Regions from separate parts of the Homo sapiens genome. Here region 2 is linked to region 1. Evidence: read pairs that join two places in POLR2A ChIA-PET (ENCODE). Cell type or tissue: endothelial cell of umbilical vein. All regions are shown on one strand. Each heading gives the region's core, and the rest is flanking DNA. Links, peaks and the distances in the headings are about the cores only.

The links. Peaks named below come from ENCODE experiments on the same cell type or tissue, not always from the same donor. Only the 100,000 strongest peaks of a DNase experiment are listed, where the experiment ranks them.
Region 2: POLR2A ChIA-PET joins it to region 1 with 10 read pairs; 2 of 35 experiments call an interaction of 5 or more read pairs at or near these places.

The regions. Positions count from the first base shown.
Region 1 is chr1:2,356,225-2,364,542 of GRCh38, forward strand. MORN1 (MORN repeat containing 1) reads right to left here. Exons shown (of 14, transcript NM_024848.3): 9 at 2,368-2,491; 10 at 1,208-1,374. Among named protein-coding and RNA genes, the nearest start is that of MORN1, 31 kb to the right of the region's middle. In endothelial cell of umbilical vein, for the core only: no CTCF peak of the experiment used is centred there; DNase peaks (open chromatin) are centred at 4,717 and 4,917.
Region 2 is chr1:2,496,833-2,505,150 of GRCh38, forward strand. PLCH2 (phospholipase C eta 2) reads left to right here. Exons shown (of 22, transcript NM_014638.4): 15 at 1-178; 16 at 670-777; 17 at 1,691-1,815; 18 at 1,912-1,996; 19 at 2,252-2,398; 20 at 2,809-2,888; 21 at 5,280-5,577; 22 at 7,090-8,318. Among named protein-coding and RNA genes, the nearest start is that of PLCH2, 25 kb to the left of the region's middle. RefSeq lists an enhancer at 2,240-3,439. In endothelial cell of umbilical vein, for the core only: no CTCF peak of the experiment used is centred there; no DNase peak of the experiment used is centred there.

The DNA.
Region 1 (8,318 bases), core at 78-8,077:
GGGAAGGGCTGGGCAGGGACATGGCAGGGATTGAGCTCGCATCGGCCAAGGCAGGTGACAAGGGCTGGCATATGAGGCGCATTTGGGGATGACCAGGGACGTCTCGTCAAACCTGGGACATTTATCTGCATGTGGAAGGTGGTGGCACACAGCCCACCCCTGCTAAGTTGTGGATCTGGGCTCAGCACAGCCTCTCAGATCTGCCCTGTGCTCCTCAACCCAGGAACCTGCGGCCTGTGTCCTCCCCAAGCAGCACCTCAGGCTCAGATCCCAGCTTTGGGGACCGGGAACCTCAGCTGTCAGCTGGGCCCTCTTCAAAGGCCCCCAAACTCAAAGTGCCAGGCATTTGTCCAGTGGGGACCCCCACGCCCGACCCCCGTTTACTGAGCCTTGGGGTGCAGGGCTGTGGCAAGAAGGACCCGGTGGCCGGCAGCACCCCAGGGCCTCCCAACGCTGTCAAGACTGTTCCCTCAGTCCGGCACTGAGACGCACACTGTGCTGCGCGGGAGGGTTTGAATCGCACACACTGCTCACTGCACAGGAGGGTTTGATGTGCACTGCTCGCTGCACCGGAGGGATTAAGCTTTGATTCAACTCCATGAGTAACTCTGGAATGATCCCTGTGAAGTCTAGGCCGCACATTCTATGGAAGTGCAGTTCTCACTGGCCCCAGCCTTGGGGGGCAGAGTTGGGGGCTGGGGGGTTCTGCCGGAGCACCTGGGCCTCATCTCCACGAAGAAACGTGAGGCAACCCGTGCAGAAGCGGAGCAGCGGGAAACCCTGACCTCGAGAGAGCAGTCGGCGCCGCGGCCCCCAGAGCCATGGCCGGCGGCTGCTGTGAGGGCTCCCGGGCGGCAGGAGTGGCTGGGGCCGTGTCCAGGCTGGCCACTGGCCTCGAGGCCTGGGTGAGTCTGCTGCCCTCAGCCAAGTAGACCCAGAACTCTGCCCTGAGGACCCCACGAGGCTGCAGCCCCTGCCAGGCTCACGGCAGACGAACAATCGGCTTGAGCCTCCGCAGCCACCCGTGACTGCTTGTCTGGGGATGTGGGCTGCCCGGCCCTGCCTCCTTTCACCCACGCGTGATGACTGACCCTGGGTGCGGCTTGCTCCTGCTCTGGCCTGGTTCTGGGTCCCCATGACCCCACCCCCACCTTGACTGCTGGGCCTGGGCCCACCCACCCCCAACTGGTTTGTGAGCTCCACTTACCAAGCAGGCCACCAGGGGTGTCCTCCTGGCCATGGAGGGCACCCAAATGCAGCTCCAGGTCTCCCCTGGGCAGGGGCACGTCGGCTTCTGCCCCTCCCTTGGCAGCTCTGGGCCCCGGCACCCCAGCTGCGGGGCTGGACACAGGATAAGGGATGCATTCGAACCCACTGCAAAGGAATGGGGGCAGCTTGGCTCTACTCACCCCACACCAAACTAGGGTGCAGGCAGACAGCGTGGCCCACGCCCTGGACCCTGGGACTTGCCTACACTGAGTCCAGGGAGCGCTACTCAGCCTCTCTGGGAGGTCTCCTGCTGGGATGGGGCCAGTTGAGGCCCAGAGAGAAAAAAGACTCGCCAGGGAGAAGACAGCAGGTCTTGGCTTGAAGGAAGAGCTGCCTGCCGCCCCCATTATTATTTATGACAACTCCAGCAGCGTCACCTCTCGGGTGCGTTCTGACTTCACAGTGGGTCCAAGTTTACCCCAAATGTCAGACAGTCCTTAACTCAGGAGAAGGGCCGGTGGGAAAAGGGAGTGTGAGAGCTGTGGCGTCACACTCAGGTCTGGTCGCCTGGGGCACTGCTAAGTTCTGACTGTGAATGGTAAAATGCATGGATTTTCATGTTGCGGGGCTTAGAGTGAGGCCTCTTCCTGGAGTCCTGCAGCTCAGGCCTCTGTTTGCGTGTGGGTTTGTGCACACACTGGCCTGGTCCAGCGTGTTCCTGGGAGGCCTGGTGATGTGTGCGTGGGGAGTGGCGCCCAACTAGGCCTGGCTGGTAAGGGCCACTCCCCTCCTGGCTGCACCAAGAGAGGCCTGAGCATCTCTGCAGCCGACCCTCCTCCCAGGAGCACCCGAGGGCCGGAGTCCTGATGTCTCCACTCCAGACACGGACCCAGGCCCAGAGGCTTGGGGGCCGAGCGCTGGGGGAGACTAGGGGCTCTGACCAGGGGCTCGCGGTCTCAGAAGGCAAGAGGGGCCACAGCAGAGGGTCAGGTACTGAAATTCAAGGGAGCTGTTTCCTTAGAACAGACATCGAATATTTCATTTGTCATAACCAGGACTTAGCCCAGGTCTCTAGGGAAAAAAGGACAAGGAATTAATGTGACCTAAATGAACTCAAAACAAACTCAGAACTAACTCATTGGTGTCACACGTACTCACAATGGGGTCTGGATGAGTGTCTCTTGGTTGTCTCTGTCCACTTTGAAAAAGTTGACCTCAGAGTAGGCTGACAGCTGCACGTATCTGACGCCCGCTGAGATCTGCAGGACCCGGCCGCTCTCGCCTTCCAGGAGAGAGGAGCAGGCAGTGAACACTCACAGGCACCCAGAAGCGGGGTGCGCGGGCCCGGGGCAGGCTTCTGGGACGCTGTGTTTATAACTCAGCGGGGCCACATTTGCCAGTGGCTGTGACCCTGGTGGGCTGAGGACCCCGGCTTGCCCTCCGTGGGCTCTCTGCTCCTCTCCCATGCCCTGCAGAAGTTTCCCAGCCCTGGGATCTCTGGTGCTGGCCACACTCACCCCAATACCCCTGTACCCCTGTACCCCTTGCCTCAGGTCCTGGATCCTGAATCTCCAGCTCTAGGCCTCGGGGACCCCTGGCTCCACCCCTGCCCTAGCCTGGGGCTGGCACACTATGGGAAGGCATCTCCTTGCTGACCAGCCTCAGGGCTTCACCTCAGGCACACCCAGGCCTTGGGCTGGTCAGGGGCGTGGGGTGGCACTGGCACTCACAAGCTCCCGGGGCCTCCATGGTGGTCCTCATCACCCTGGCAGATAGCAGGCTCTCCGTGCCCATCTCCCACCTTGACCCGGGGGGATGGGCTCCCCCCTCCACTAAGGTACCCAGCACAGGGCCTGGCACACAGCTGGTGCCCACCAAGTGTCTGCTGAGTCAGCTGCTCCATCCTGCACCCCATTGCTCCTGGGAACCTTAGGCTGCAGGTGGCCCCCAGAGGACTGTGCCCAAGGAGTGGACACCACTGTCCCTCTGAGTTGCTGAGTGCAGATGCTCTGGGCCCCGCTGGGCAGGTGGAGGTGGCGGAGCTGGGTGTTCAGCCACACCCAGAAGACCCCACGTGGGAGTGCTGGATAGCAGGGAGGAGTGGCTTGGGCACCGTGGGTGGAGGCAAGATGGCTGTGCCGAGAGGAGCAAAGAGGAAGAGGAAGGAGGCCAGATGTGGTGGCTCACCCCTGTCATCCCAGCACTTTGGGAGGCCGAGGCGGGTGGATCTCCTGAGGTCAGGAGTTTGAGACCAGCCTGGCCAACATGGCGAAACCTGTCTCTACTAAAAATACAAAAAGTAGTCAAGTGTGGTGGCAGCACCTGCAATCATCCCAGCTCCTTGGAGGTTGAGGCAGGAGAATCGCTTGAACCCAGGAGGCGCAGGCTGCAGTGAGCCAGGATCATGCCACTGCACTCCAGCCAGGGCGACAGAGAGAGACTCCGTCTCAAAAAAAAAAAAAGGGAAACAAAAGAAGAAGAGGAAGGAGACCAGTCCGGTGCCCCAGAGTGGATGCCGAGCTTTGGGACGGGCTCTCAAGTGGGAAATGACTGGACTTCAGCAAACATGGGCCATTCGGACAAAGCAGGGCCCAGGCAGGCTCCCACTTGGGGTGGCCGTGGAGGGGTCGCCTCAGAGCCTGGGGCTACCCCCAATCATCACGGATGATGTATCACGCCCTGCACCCCTGGCACTAGGCACAGGTCCAGGGCCTGGTCATGCGGACTCTGAGGTCAAGGTCCTATGGAGGACAGGTTAACAGGAACCCAGCCTCTCATCTTACTAAGATCTGGCAAAGGAGACACGATTGGGAAAGCAAAGATGTCAAATGTAAAAACACTAGCGTAGCCTGCTGGACATCTGTATGGGGATGGAGTAACTGGGATCGATTGACACCCCTGGTTCCAACAACCAAGAAAGCCGACAAAGTGCAATGAAATTGATATCAGGATCCCGGACACCAGGCAACTCAGGACAGATCCTTGAAAGAAGGAAACAAACGGCGTGGACTCTATAATTGCCCTGGCTGCTGCCTTAAAAGAACGTGCAGGATGAGCTGCAGAGAGGGGAAACTGAGGCAGAGCCCAACAAACCCCTCAGTTGAGGAAAATGAGCAGAGAATCTGGGGAACAAGGCACACAGTCAGAGTTTTAAAATTCAAAGGGCAGAGCAGCGAAGAGGAGAGAGAGGACCCTGAGTAGAGGGAGGACCCTGAGTAGAGGGAGGACCCTGCAGCCCGCAGGAGGCCCTGGAGTGTTCAGCAGAGCACCATTCAGCACACCTGGGACAAAACTCCACGAGGCTGGGGAAGAACCGTCTGAAGAATTAAGAGGGACCAGGACCTGGGCCTCACACAGGACTGGGCATGGTGCCTGTTCTCCTCAGCCAGGCTGGAAAAACTCAGAGGTCACAGGAAGCGGGGGCAAGCTTTCAGAAGGGTCTTGCCACAGTCATGGGGAACCATTGGTGTGAGGCAGACGGGTCTCCAGCAGACCTGTCTAACAAATCATAAAAGCAAGACCCAAGAGGATTAAACTGTCTCCAAGTCACTGAACTGTGCCCCAGAACAAAGCTCAAGAATATTTATAGGAATACAAAAATATCCAATACCCAACAAGGTAAAATTTACAATGTCTGGCATCCAATCAAAGATTATGAGGCATGCAAAGAATGCAGGAAAGTATGGCCCATAACAAGGAGAAAAATCCATCTACTGAAACCGGTCCAAAACTGACACGGATGTTAGAATCAGCAGTAGAGGACATTCAAGCATGGTGATCATAACTGTATTCCATGTTCCAAAGTTAAATAGACACACAGAAGATATAAACAAGAACAAAGAGCCGGGCGCAGTGACTCACACCCGTAATCCCAGCACTTTGGGAGGCCAAGGTTGGCAGATCACCTGAGGTCAGGAGTTTGAGACCAGCCTGGCCAACATGTCAAAACCCCGTCTCTACTAAAAATACAAAAAATTAGCTGGGTGTGGTGGCACGTGTCTGTCATCCCAGCTACTTGGGAGGCTGAGGCAGGAGAATCATTTGAACCTGGGAGGTGGAGGTTGCAGTGAGCCGAGATTGTACTACTGCACTCCAGCCTGGGAGACAGAGTGAGACTGTCTCAAAAAATTAACAAATAAATAAATAAATAAGAAAAAAGAACAAAGTCAAACTTCTGGAGATGAAAATTATAATGTATGAGATAAAAAATATGCTGGATGTGATTCACAACAGGTTAAACATCGCAGAAGAAAAGATTTATGAACCTGGAAATGCAGTTGACCCTTGGCCAACGTGGGGATGAGGGCCGCTGACCCTCCATGCGGCTGAACATCCACATGTCAATTCCGACTCCCCACAGCTTTAATAGCACACTGTTGACCAGAAGCCTTACTGATAACAGAAACTGTTGATTAACACATATTGTGTATGTTATATCTATTAAACACTGTATTCTTATAATAAAGTAAGCTAGAAAAAAGAAAATGTTATTAAGAAAATCATAGTAAAAGAAAACAAGTCTGGGCACAGTGGCTCACGCCTGTAATCCCAGCACCTTGGGAGGCTGAGGCAGGCGGATCACAAGGTCAGGAGTTTGAGACCGCCCTGGCCAATATGGTGAAACCCCGTCTCTACTAAAAATACAAATATCAGCCGGGCGTGGTGGCGGGTGCCTGTAGTCCCAGCTACTCGGGAGGCTGAGGCAGGAGAATCACTTGAACCCGGGAGGTGGAGGTTGCAATGAGCTCTGATCATGCCACTGCACTCCAGCCTGGGCGACAGAGCGAGACAACTCAAAATAAAAAACAAAAAACATATTTACTATTCATTAAGTGGAAGTGGATTATCACAAAGATCATCCTTGCTGTCTTCACATTGAATACACTGAGGAGGAGGAGGAAGAAGAGGGGTTGGTCTTGCTGTTTTTGGGGTGGCCAAGGCAGAGGAAAACCTGTGTATGAGTGGATCCCACAGTTCAAACCTGTTTTTGTTCAAGGGTCAACTGTACAGCTATAGAAGCCATCCCAAGTGGACCATCGAGGGAAAAAAAGAGTTAAAAAGAAAAAACAGAAGGAAGAAAGGAAGGGAACCAGCAAACAGTGGGACAACCTCAAGTAGCCCAATCATGGGTAACACATGGGAGAGGCTGTGCCAGAAAGATTACTGGAAGAAATAATGGTTGAAAAATTTCCAAATTTAATGAAAACACCTGAGGTCAGGAGTTTGAGACCAATCTGGCCTACATGGCCAAACCCTGTCTCTACTAAAAATACAAAAAAAATTAGCTGGGTGTGGTGGCGGGCGCCTGTAATCCCAGCTACTTGGGAGGCTGAGGCAGGAGAATTGCTTGAACCTGGGAGGCAGAGGTTGCAGTGAGCCGAGATCGCGCCATTGCACTCCAGCCTGGGTGACAGAGCAGAACTCCATCTCAAAAAAAAAAGAAACTAAAATCAAGATGTTTCCAGACATACAAAAGCGGAAAGAATTCATCACTAGCAAACCTGTACTACAAGAAATGTTAAAGATTAAGTCCTTCAGGCAGAGGAAAATGAGAGCAGATGGAAATATGGACCCACAGGAAGAAGCGAGAAGAACCAGAAGCCACAGCAATGTGGGTCAACAGAAGAGACTGCTTACTGTTTATTAAGTACACATTAAAACCTAAGTGGTCATTTAAATAAAAATAACAACGTATTATTAATTTTATTACATATATGAACATAAAATGTATGAAAACAACTGCATAAAATTGGGACTGGCAAAAAAGGTATATAATTGTACAGTTCTTACGCATGAAGTAGTATATTACATCTCTTGAAAATAACTGTGTCACAGCTTGCCAGGAGTAAAGAATAAAATAAAAAAGAAAGAAAGAAACTGTGGTAAGTCAAGATGTACCTCTGCTACCCCTGACACAGCAAGACCAACCCTTCCTCCTCCAATACATTTATGATGATCCCCTTTTACTTAACGAGTTGTAAAACCCTAAAGTAATCCCTCAAATAACAAAACAAAGAGTTATAATTAATACATTAACAGAGGGCCAGGCGTGGTGGCTCACACCTGTAATCCCAGCACTTTGGGAGGCCCAGGTGGGCAGATTGCTTGAGACCAGGAGTTTAAGAGCAGCCTGGGCAACAGAGTGAGACCTCATCTCTAAAAGAAAAAAAAATTTTTTTAAATTAACCAGGCGTGGTGGTGTGCACCTATAGTCCCAGCTACTCAGGAGGCTGAGGCAGGAGGATTACTTGAGCCCAGGAGGTCAAGGCTGCAGTGAGCTATGATTTCACTACTGTACTTCAGCCTGGGTGACAGTGAGACCTTGTCTCAAAAAAGAAAAAATCAGTTAGAAAAACAAACAAACAAACAAACAAAAAAATATATATATATATAAAAAAAATCAGAGATGATAAAATGGAATCATAAAAAATGCCCAATTCAAAAAAGATAAAAATAGATATAGAGGGGAAACAAACAGCTGGGGCAAATTAAAAAATAGTAAAATGGTAAATTTAATCCTACTGTGTCAATAACCATATTAAATGTGAATGGTATAAACAGTTCAGTTAAAAGGCAGAGATTGTTAGACTGGATAAAAAGCAAGACGACGATATGCTGTCTACAAAAAGTACACTTTAAAAACATAGGCAGGTTAAAAGTAAAAGGATGGATAGAGCTACACCATGCTAATGCTAGTCAAAAGAAATAAAAAGTGACCATATTAATATCACAGAAAGTAGATGTAAGAGTAAGGGCAGTTACTAGGGATAAAGAAAGTAATTTCACAGTGATAAGGGATCAACTGATTAAACTACATAAAAATCCTAAATGTGTATGCCCCCAATAACAGAGCCCCAAAATACATGAACCAAAAATTGAAAGAAAGAAAAGCAGAACATTTTTTCATGTGTTTTTTGGTGCATAAATGTCTTCTTTTGAGAAGTGTCTGTTCATGTCCTTTGCCCACTTTTTGATGGGGTTGTTTTTTTCTTGTAAATTTGAGTTCATTGTAGATTCTGGATATTAGCCCTTTGTCAGATGAGTAGGTTGCAAAAATTTTCTCCCATTTTGTGGGTTGCCTGTTCACTCTGATGGTAGTCTCTTTTGCT
Region 2 (8,318 bases), core at 222-8,221, 140 kb after region 1:
TCCAGCTGGCAGGTGTCGTCCTTCAGCGAGACCAAGGCCCACCAGATTCTGCAGCAGAAGCCGGCGCAGTACCTACGCTTCAACCAGCAGCAGCTCTCCCGCATCTACCCCTCCTCCTACCGTGTGGACTCCAGCAACTACAACCCGCAGCCCTTCTGGAACGCCGGCTGCCAAATGGGTGGGTGCGGGCATGGTGCGCTGGGTGTGGTGGGGAGGGCTCGGCTCAGACGGTCCCTGAAGCCCAAGGGGCGAGCAGGGGACCCGCTGGGGCCTCGGTTCTGTCCTGGGCTCTATTGCCCTTGGAGCCTCCACACCTCTGTGGCATGCTGCCGACACCAGGCTGCCACTGACACCAGGCTAGCACTGGGGCAGGGTCCTTCAGGCCTTGTGGGGGATGTGGGAGCGATGGTGCAGGCCTGTCCACCTACTCCCAGGGATACCTGCCTGCGAGGCTGGCTGCGCCAGCTCCGGGGATGTCCCTCCAGGATGTGCTGGCCTCAGTCCTGCACAGGTGTGAACCTTGGAGTCCCATTCACATTGGGTGAACGAGGGGCAGACGGCAGATACGCGGCAGCTGTGCAGGGGAGGCTAGCGTGTGGTGGTGGGTGGGCGGGGCACACACCTGGAAGGTCAGGTGCTGACCAGGGCAGCCTTGTGTCACCCTCGCAGTTGCCCTGAACTACCAGTCAGAGGGGCGGATGCTGCAGCTGAACCGAGCCAAGTTCAGCGCCAACGGTGGCTGCGGCTACGTACTCAAGCCTGGGTGCATGTGCCAGGGTGAGGCACTCGGACACTCAGGGCTCGGACGCTCAGGGCTCGGATGGGCCTCCTGGGTGTCCCCAGAACAGAGATCGGAGCCCCACAGGCTAGCAAGGGGGTGGGGGCGGCTTTGGCAGAGTCCCCTGGAGGGTCAGGTTGGGACGAAGCTCCCAGGATGCTGGGGAGGTGGGTGGGGGAACCCTCCTTGCTAGCGTTGCAAAGAAGGGCCCAGCTCCGTCAGGAATCCAGGGATGGAGAACTGGGGAGCCTGGGCCCCACATGAGATTCATGGCAGGACTTGTCTGAGGGGCCCCAGTGCCAGCGACCCAGCCCCCTGTGCCTGGCCCCTCTGTGGGTCTCAGGACCTGGGTCTGGGCTGGGTGTTTGGAGGAACCTCCTCCCGGCTCTCAGACACCTCTGTTTTGTCTGCTGTGGATGACTTCCAGCTTGGTCCCCCTGTGGCCCTGGCAGGAGTATCACCATGGGAGAGGGCAGGACAGGGGCTGGGCGAGCAGGCCTCCCACTAGACCAGGCTACTCCTGCTGTGGACCAGCTACTTCCACCTCTGCCCTTGGCTTGCCCTCCTCAGAGTTCTCAGCCTGAGTGGGCCCTGGGGACACTGTCACCAGAGACCCCACCCCTCATACCCCCAGGGACCCAGACCCACCCCCAGAAGCCATGTGACCTCCTCGGCTCAGCTGTGGGAGGCATGGGCTCTGTCCCACATGCTGCGGTAGCCACAAAGGTGATCCATACTGGGCCAGGTGCACCCCGAGGTGCCCCCCTGGACCACTGCCTCCCTCCCTCCCCCTGGCACCGGCTCCAGTCTCCTATGTGGGGGCTGGGGAGGGGGCTGTTGGCAGCCATGCCCCAGCAAGCAGGGGGCTTGCTGAGGGCTGGGCCACTGACCACCTCCCCGGCATCCCCTCAGGCGTGTTCAACCCCAACTCGGAGGACCCCCTGCCCGGGCAGCTCAAGAAGCAGCTGGTGCTCCGGATCATCAGTGGCCAGCAGCTTCCCAAGCCGCGCGACTCCATGCTGGGGGACCGTGGGGAGGTGGGGGCCAGCCCCACACAGGCGGGAGGGGTGGGAGTTGGGGGCGGGCCGGGCATCGCGATGGGCCCTGATGCCACCCCCACTCCTGTGTCCCAGATCATCGACCCCTTTGTGGAGGTGGAGATCATTGGGCTCCCTGTGGACTGCAGCAGGGAGCAGACCCGCGTGGTGGACGACAACGGTGAGGCTGGGCCGTGGCTCCGTCACACCTGTGATGGAAGTCTGAGGGGGGAGGGTTGGGGCTACCTGGTGTGCCCGGGTGCCCTGCCCAGGCCTCCCTCAGTGACAGTCCTGGGCGCCCTCCCCTCTAGGTGGGCAGTCCCGGAAGCAGCACCGGGAGTGGCACTGGGAGTGGTGTGGGCCGGGGGCTCCAGGCTGGAGCGGTGCTGGGCCGGGCCCTCCCCATGGGACACTCCTCCTGGCGCTGCTTCCCCAGGGTTCAACCCCACCTGGGAGGAGACCCTGGTTTTCATGGTGCACATGCCGGAGATCGCGCTGGTCCGCTTCCTCGTCTGGGACCACGATCCCATCGGGCGTGACTTCATTGGCCAGAGGACGCTGGCCTTCAGCAGCATGATGCCAGGTGGGCAGGAGTGGACACGGTGCCCCCCACACTGGCCGAGGGCCCCAGGGCAGGGCAGGTACTCTTTCCCCTGTGAGTCAGTGCCTGTGTAGGTGGGCCTGCACCTGGCACCAAAGAGACAGGAGCTGAGGACGGGAGGAGAGCCAGCCTGGGGATCTGCGGGTCAGGCAGGGGCATGGCCTGTGGGGGAGGGGCCACCCCCAGGAAGAGGTCCCTGCAGGCTGGTGCAATGCCAATGGGCTTCCTGGAGGAGGTGGGGTAGTGCTGGGCCCACAGGAGGCAGAGGCCCCAGGCCTGGGCTTGTTGGGTGTATCTGGGGTCTTGGGACCTTTAAGTAGAATGGGGGGCAGAGCAGGTGGGGGCCCTGGGAGGCTGTGACCTCATGACCCTGCTGACCCACACTGCTCCAGGCTACAGACACGTGTACCTAGAAGGGATGGAAGAGGCCTCCATCTTCGTGCATGTGGCTGTCAGTGACATCAGCGGTAAGGTGAGTGTCACCCCCTGCCACCAGCCATCATGGGGAGGGGCCACACCAGCCCCTTGTCCCATGCCCCCCCATGTGTCCCCAGTGCTGGGTCCTGAACTCAGGCAGTGAGGCCTAGGGTCCCCTCCCCGGGCCTCTGCTCCTCTATCTCAAGAGGGGCTGCTGTGGGGGCCTGGCTCCTGAGCCACCAGTGCCCACCTCTGATCTCAGGGCTGGCTTTGGGCATCTCGGGCAGGACAGGTCCTGAGTGCTCCGGGCCTTGCCCCGCCCTGTGTCACCCATGCCTGTCTCAGACTCTTGGGGGCCTTGCAGCCTCCACCCCTACAGTGCTGCCATCTGGCTTCTCAGCAGGGACCGAGTGATGCCCCTCTCCCCTCTACTACCCCCCACCCCTCTACTTCCTGGTGTCACGTGGAAGGCAGCTGCCCGGGTTTGCCTGTGACTCCACACCCAGCATGTCTGTCCCCTGCCCCAGGTCAGGGTGGGGCCTCGGCTTCCGCAGGAAGTGGTCTTGGTGCCAGCCCTGCTGCCCTGGCTTTGAGCTGGGGCCCAGTGCCCTCTGGGTCCTGCTGGCTGCAGCTGGCCCTCGGGGAACCCGCACACACAGCAGGAGGGGCCTGCCCAGGCCCAGTGCTGACTCTCTCCTGCCATGCTCTCGGGCCCAGAGGTGCCATCCAGCCCCTGCCGTCTATCCACCCATCTGTTCCTCGTCCCCCAGGCTGCAGGGCTCCCCACGCCACTGCTGTGGCCGCCTCACCTGCTCCCCCTGTCTCTTTGGTCTTGCAGTCGGCTTCTCTATGGCCACAGCCTACTTTTAGAAGTGCAGCTCTGTTAGGAGCCTTGAAGGTACCCGGTGCGCGGGACAGTGCGGCCCGCCGCCCCTGCATGCCCAGGCCGCACCCCATTAGCATCCATGATTCCTGGTAGCATTTGGAGACTGTCGCTCATGTGACGTGGATCATGACATGGCTCCGGGGGCCCTGGCCATCCCCAGCCATAGTGGCATTTACGAGGCAGATCCAGGGTTCAGCTGGGTGGCCGCCTTCTCACTGGCCTCTCCTCCCCTCCCCTCCCTCAGTCCTCCCTCCCCTCCCTCAGTCCTCCCTCCCCTCCCTCAGTCCTCCCTCCCCTCCCTCAGTCCTCCCTCCCCTCCCTCAGCCCCTTCCCTGGCGGGCAGCCCGCTGGAGCCCCCACTGTGCCCCTCCTATCCCCCTCCTTCTCTCTCCTGCCCCCATCTCGGACCCTCAGGCTGTTGGTTCTGAGTTCGCCTCCCACTCCCTCCCTGTCCTTGCCAACCATGCCAGTGCATGGGATGAGGGCACCCCTGAGGCCGGCGCTCCGAGCCAGAATCCCGGATCTGCTTCTAAATGGCTTCCCAGCCACTGTGACCAAATGCGTAGATTTGGGATCTTGAATCAGGAAGCTGATTCAAGTGCTGGCCATCTGAACGCATCTGCCCAGAGGCGCCCCTGCAGGGGGGTGACCCACCTGCCGGGCCTGGGCCGCTCTGTGCACGAGCACGGCTCGTCATGGGGGCGCGGTGGGTGCTGTCTCGGGGGCATCTGGCATGTGAGGGCCCCTCTGGCCTCTGCGCCCTGGAGATGCGGCTGCCTCCCTCTCAGCAGCTGTTCTGCCCAGGCAGGGACCTCCTGGGCCCAGCTGTCCAGGAAGATTGGCTGTGGCCAGGTGCTGGTGGGCTGGGAGTCTGAGCCCATCTTGGCAGGGCTCAGGGGGCAGCAAGCCAGCTGCGGGCCTTGGGGGCTCACATGAGTGGAGGGCAGGGCAAGACCAGAAAAGGCTGCCTGGGGGAATTCAGGAAGGCTTCCTGGAAGAGGTGGTACTTCCTAGGGCACGAGTATCACCATGGGAGTGGGCAGGACACGGGCCGGGCAAGTGGGCCTCCCGCTGCACCTGGCTACTCCTGCTGTGGACCAGCTACTCCTGCCTGAGGGTGGGGCACACACAACCAGGGAGTGCCACGCCAGTGTCCCCTGCTAGCGCCGGGGGCTGCGGGCCTCTGAGCAGGTGCAGGCTGTGGTGGGCCAGGCTGGGGCTCGAGGTCTCTCCTCCGGAGGGAAAGACCTTCTCTCCATGCCCCTCAAGGGCCCCACATGCCCTGGACAGGTCAGGCGAGGGCAGTTTCTGCCGGAAGGGTGGGGTGGGCCATGTGTACTTAGATCTGTAGCAGCTACTGTCCCAGGCAGAGCTGCCCTAGGGACCCTGCTCCTGAAGGCCCTGGTGTGTCCACACACCCCCAGCCTGAGGTGGCCCAGCCCCTCGGACCGAGACACGCATGGCACGTCTGTGGCACGGTCTGGAGAGCTGGCCCTGGGGGAGCAGCTGCAGCTGGGCTGGGACCCCTGGCAACAGCTACATGGGCTCCTTCTCTTGCAGGTCAAGCAGGCTCTGGGCCTAAAAGGCCTCTTCCTCCGAGGCCCAAAGCCCGGCTCGCTGGACAGTCATGCTGCTGGGCGGCCCCCGGCCCGGCCCTCCGTTAGCCAGCGGATCCTGCGGCGCACGGCCAGCGCCCCGACCAAGAGCCAGAAGCCGGGCCGCAGGGGCTTCCCGGAGCTGGTCCTGGGTACACGGGACACAGGCTCCAAGGGGGTGGCAGACGATGTGGTGCCCCCCGGGCCCGGACCTGCTCCGGAAGCCCCAGCCCAGGAGGGGCCCGGCAGCGGCAGCCCCCGAGGTAAGGCGCCAGCTGCGGTGGCAGAGAAGAGCCCTGTGCGAGTGCGGCCCCCGCGTGTCCTGGACGGCCCCGGGCCTGCTGGGATGGCCGCCACATGCATGAAGTGTGTGGTGGGATCCTGCGCCGGCGTGAACACCGGGGGCCTGCAGAGGGAGCGGCCACCCAGCCCGGGGCCTGCAAGCAGGCAGGCAGCCATTCGCCAGCAGCCCCGGGCCCGGGCTGACTCACTGGGGGCCCCCTGCTGTGGCCTGGACCCTCACGCTATCCCGGGGAGAAGCAGAGAGGCCCCCAAGGGTCCTGGGGCCTGGAGGCAGGGTCCAGGCGGTAGCGGCTCCATGTCCTCGGACTCCAGCAGCCCAGACAGCCCGGGCATCCCCGAAAGGTCCCCCCGCTGGCCTGAGGGTGCCTGCAGGCAACCGGGGGCCCTGCAGGGAGAGATGAGTGCCTTGTTTGCTCAAAAGCTGGAGGAGATCAGGAGTAAATCCCCCATGTTCTCCGCCGGTAAGCCCCTCTTGCCCTGCGTGGTCCTCCCGCACGCCCCTGGCATGGCTGGGCCTGGGTCACCTGCTGCTGCTTCTGCGTGGACGGTGTCGCCTCGTGTGCTCGTGCTCGTGGCTCTGTATCCGTGGCACTGTCTCCGTGGCACTCTGCTCCCTTGGCTTGCCTGTGGCCCATAGCCCCAGCCCTCCTGTCTGAGCTTGAGGCCCTGGGACTTGGGTGGAGCTGGTTTGAGGCCCGACAGGCTGGGAAGAACCAGCTGCTCTTGCTGAGGGTCTGGGGCCGGGACTGTGGCCTGACATGCTGGGCCCCTCCGGCTGGGCGCTTCCCCAAACTCACCTCCTGGGCGGCTGGCGACCTGCATGGCCCCTGATGCCTTTCCTGGGACTGGGGGCCACGTACCATCCCATTCCCACCTCCCTCTAGGGCAGGCTCCAGGGGTCCCTACTGGGAAGTCTGATGTGGGCAGGTAGTGCAGCTGCTGGGCGTCTCCTGCGCCCCTGGGACGCCTGGAGCCTGCTGAGTGCTGCGTGGAGTAGATTCCCTGGGCCCCAGGGCTTCGCTGCTTTGGGCTGAAGCACCCCACTAGAAGGGTGTCTCCTTAGCCTGGAGGGAGGGACATACACGGAGCCCGCCCCACACCACCCTGCCCCTCCAGACCCCCCTGACCAAGCTTTCCTTTCTGCCCCCACCCACGCTGCCTCCGTAGTTAGGAACTGAGAGCGGCGAGTGACAGGTAACGGGGCCCAGCCCCGGTGTCCCGTGCTGTCCCAGCCCAAGGAGGGCCCCGTGTGCGGCACAGGGCGTGGACTGGGCCCCAGCAGCAGCAGGGTGGGGACACCGAGTGTGCCGCGCCCGGGGGATGCCTCGGGGTGGGAGCTGGGCCTGGCGACCCTCGGCACAGGGCACCGGGGACACCACCCTGATCCGACTCCTCTCCGCCTCTCTCCCTGCCTCCCTCTCTCTCTTCTGCTTCTCCCTCTGGCTCTCTCTCACTCCCCCACCTCCCCACAGACACCCGCCCCCTCTCCACGCAGCGGCCACTCCCCCCACTGTGCAGCCTGGAAACCATCGCTGAGGAGCCCGCCCCAGGCCCTGGTCCCCCGCCACCAGCGGCTGTCCCCACCAGCTCTTCTCAGGGACGGCCCCCATACCCCACAGGACCCGGAGCCAATGTGGCAAGCCCCCTAGAGGACACTGAGGAGCCCCGAGACAGCAGGCCTCGGCCGTGCAACGGCGAGGGCGCCGGCGGGGCATACGAGAGGGCCCCCGGCAGCCAGACGGACGGCAGGAGCCAGCCCCGGACCCTGGGCCACCTGCCCGTGATTAGAAGGGTGAAGAGTGAGGGGCAGGTGCCCACGGAGCCCCTGGGAGGGTGGCGGCCCCTGGCCGCTCCCTTTCCAGCTCCTGCCGTGTACTCCGATGCCACGGGCAGTGACCCGCTGTGGCAGCGGCTGGAGCCATGTGGCCACCGAGACAGCGTTTCCTCCTCCTCCAGCATGTCATCCAGCGACACTGTCATTGACCTCTCCCTGCCCAGCCTGGGCCTGGGCCGCAGCCGTGAGAACCTCGCTGGAGCCCACATGGGACGCCTGCCCCCCAGGCCCCACTCGGCTTCGGCTGCCCGCCCAGACCTGCCACCTGTGACCAAGAGCAAATCCAACCCCAACCTTCGGGCTACAGGCCAGCGGCCTCCCATACCTGACGAACTGCAGCCCAGGTCCCTGGCCCCAAGGATGGCTGGCCTCCCCTTCCGGCCTCCCTGGGGCTGCCTTTCCCTGGTGGGCGTGCAGGACTGCCCCGTGGCTGCCAAGTCCAAGAGCCTGGGCGACCTCACTGCTGATGACTTTGCCCCTAGCTTTGAGGGCGGCTCCCGCAGACTGAGCCACAGCCTGGGCCTCCCGGGAGGGACACGGCGGGTGTCGGGGCCAGGGGTGAGACGGGACACCCTGACAGAGCAGCTGCGCTGGCTCACTGTCTTCCAGCAGGCAGGAGACATCACGTCACCCACCAGCCTGGGCCCGGCTGGGGAGGGGGTGGCAGGGGGCCCTGGTTTTGTGCGGCGCTCCTCCTCCCGCAGCCACAGCCGCGTGCGTGCCATTGCCAGCCGGGCCCGCCAGGCCCAGGAGCGGCAGCAGAGACTGCAGGGCCTGGGCCGGCAGGGACCCCCAGAAGAGGAGCGGGGCACCCCCGAGGGCGCCTGCTCCGTGGGCCACGAGGGCAGTGTGGATGCACCAGCACCC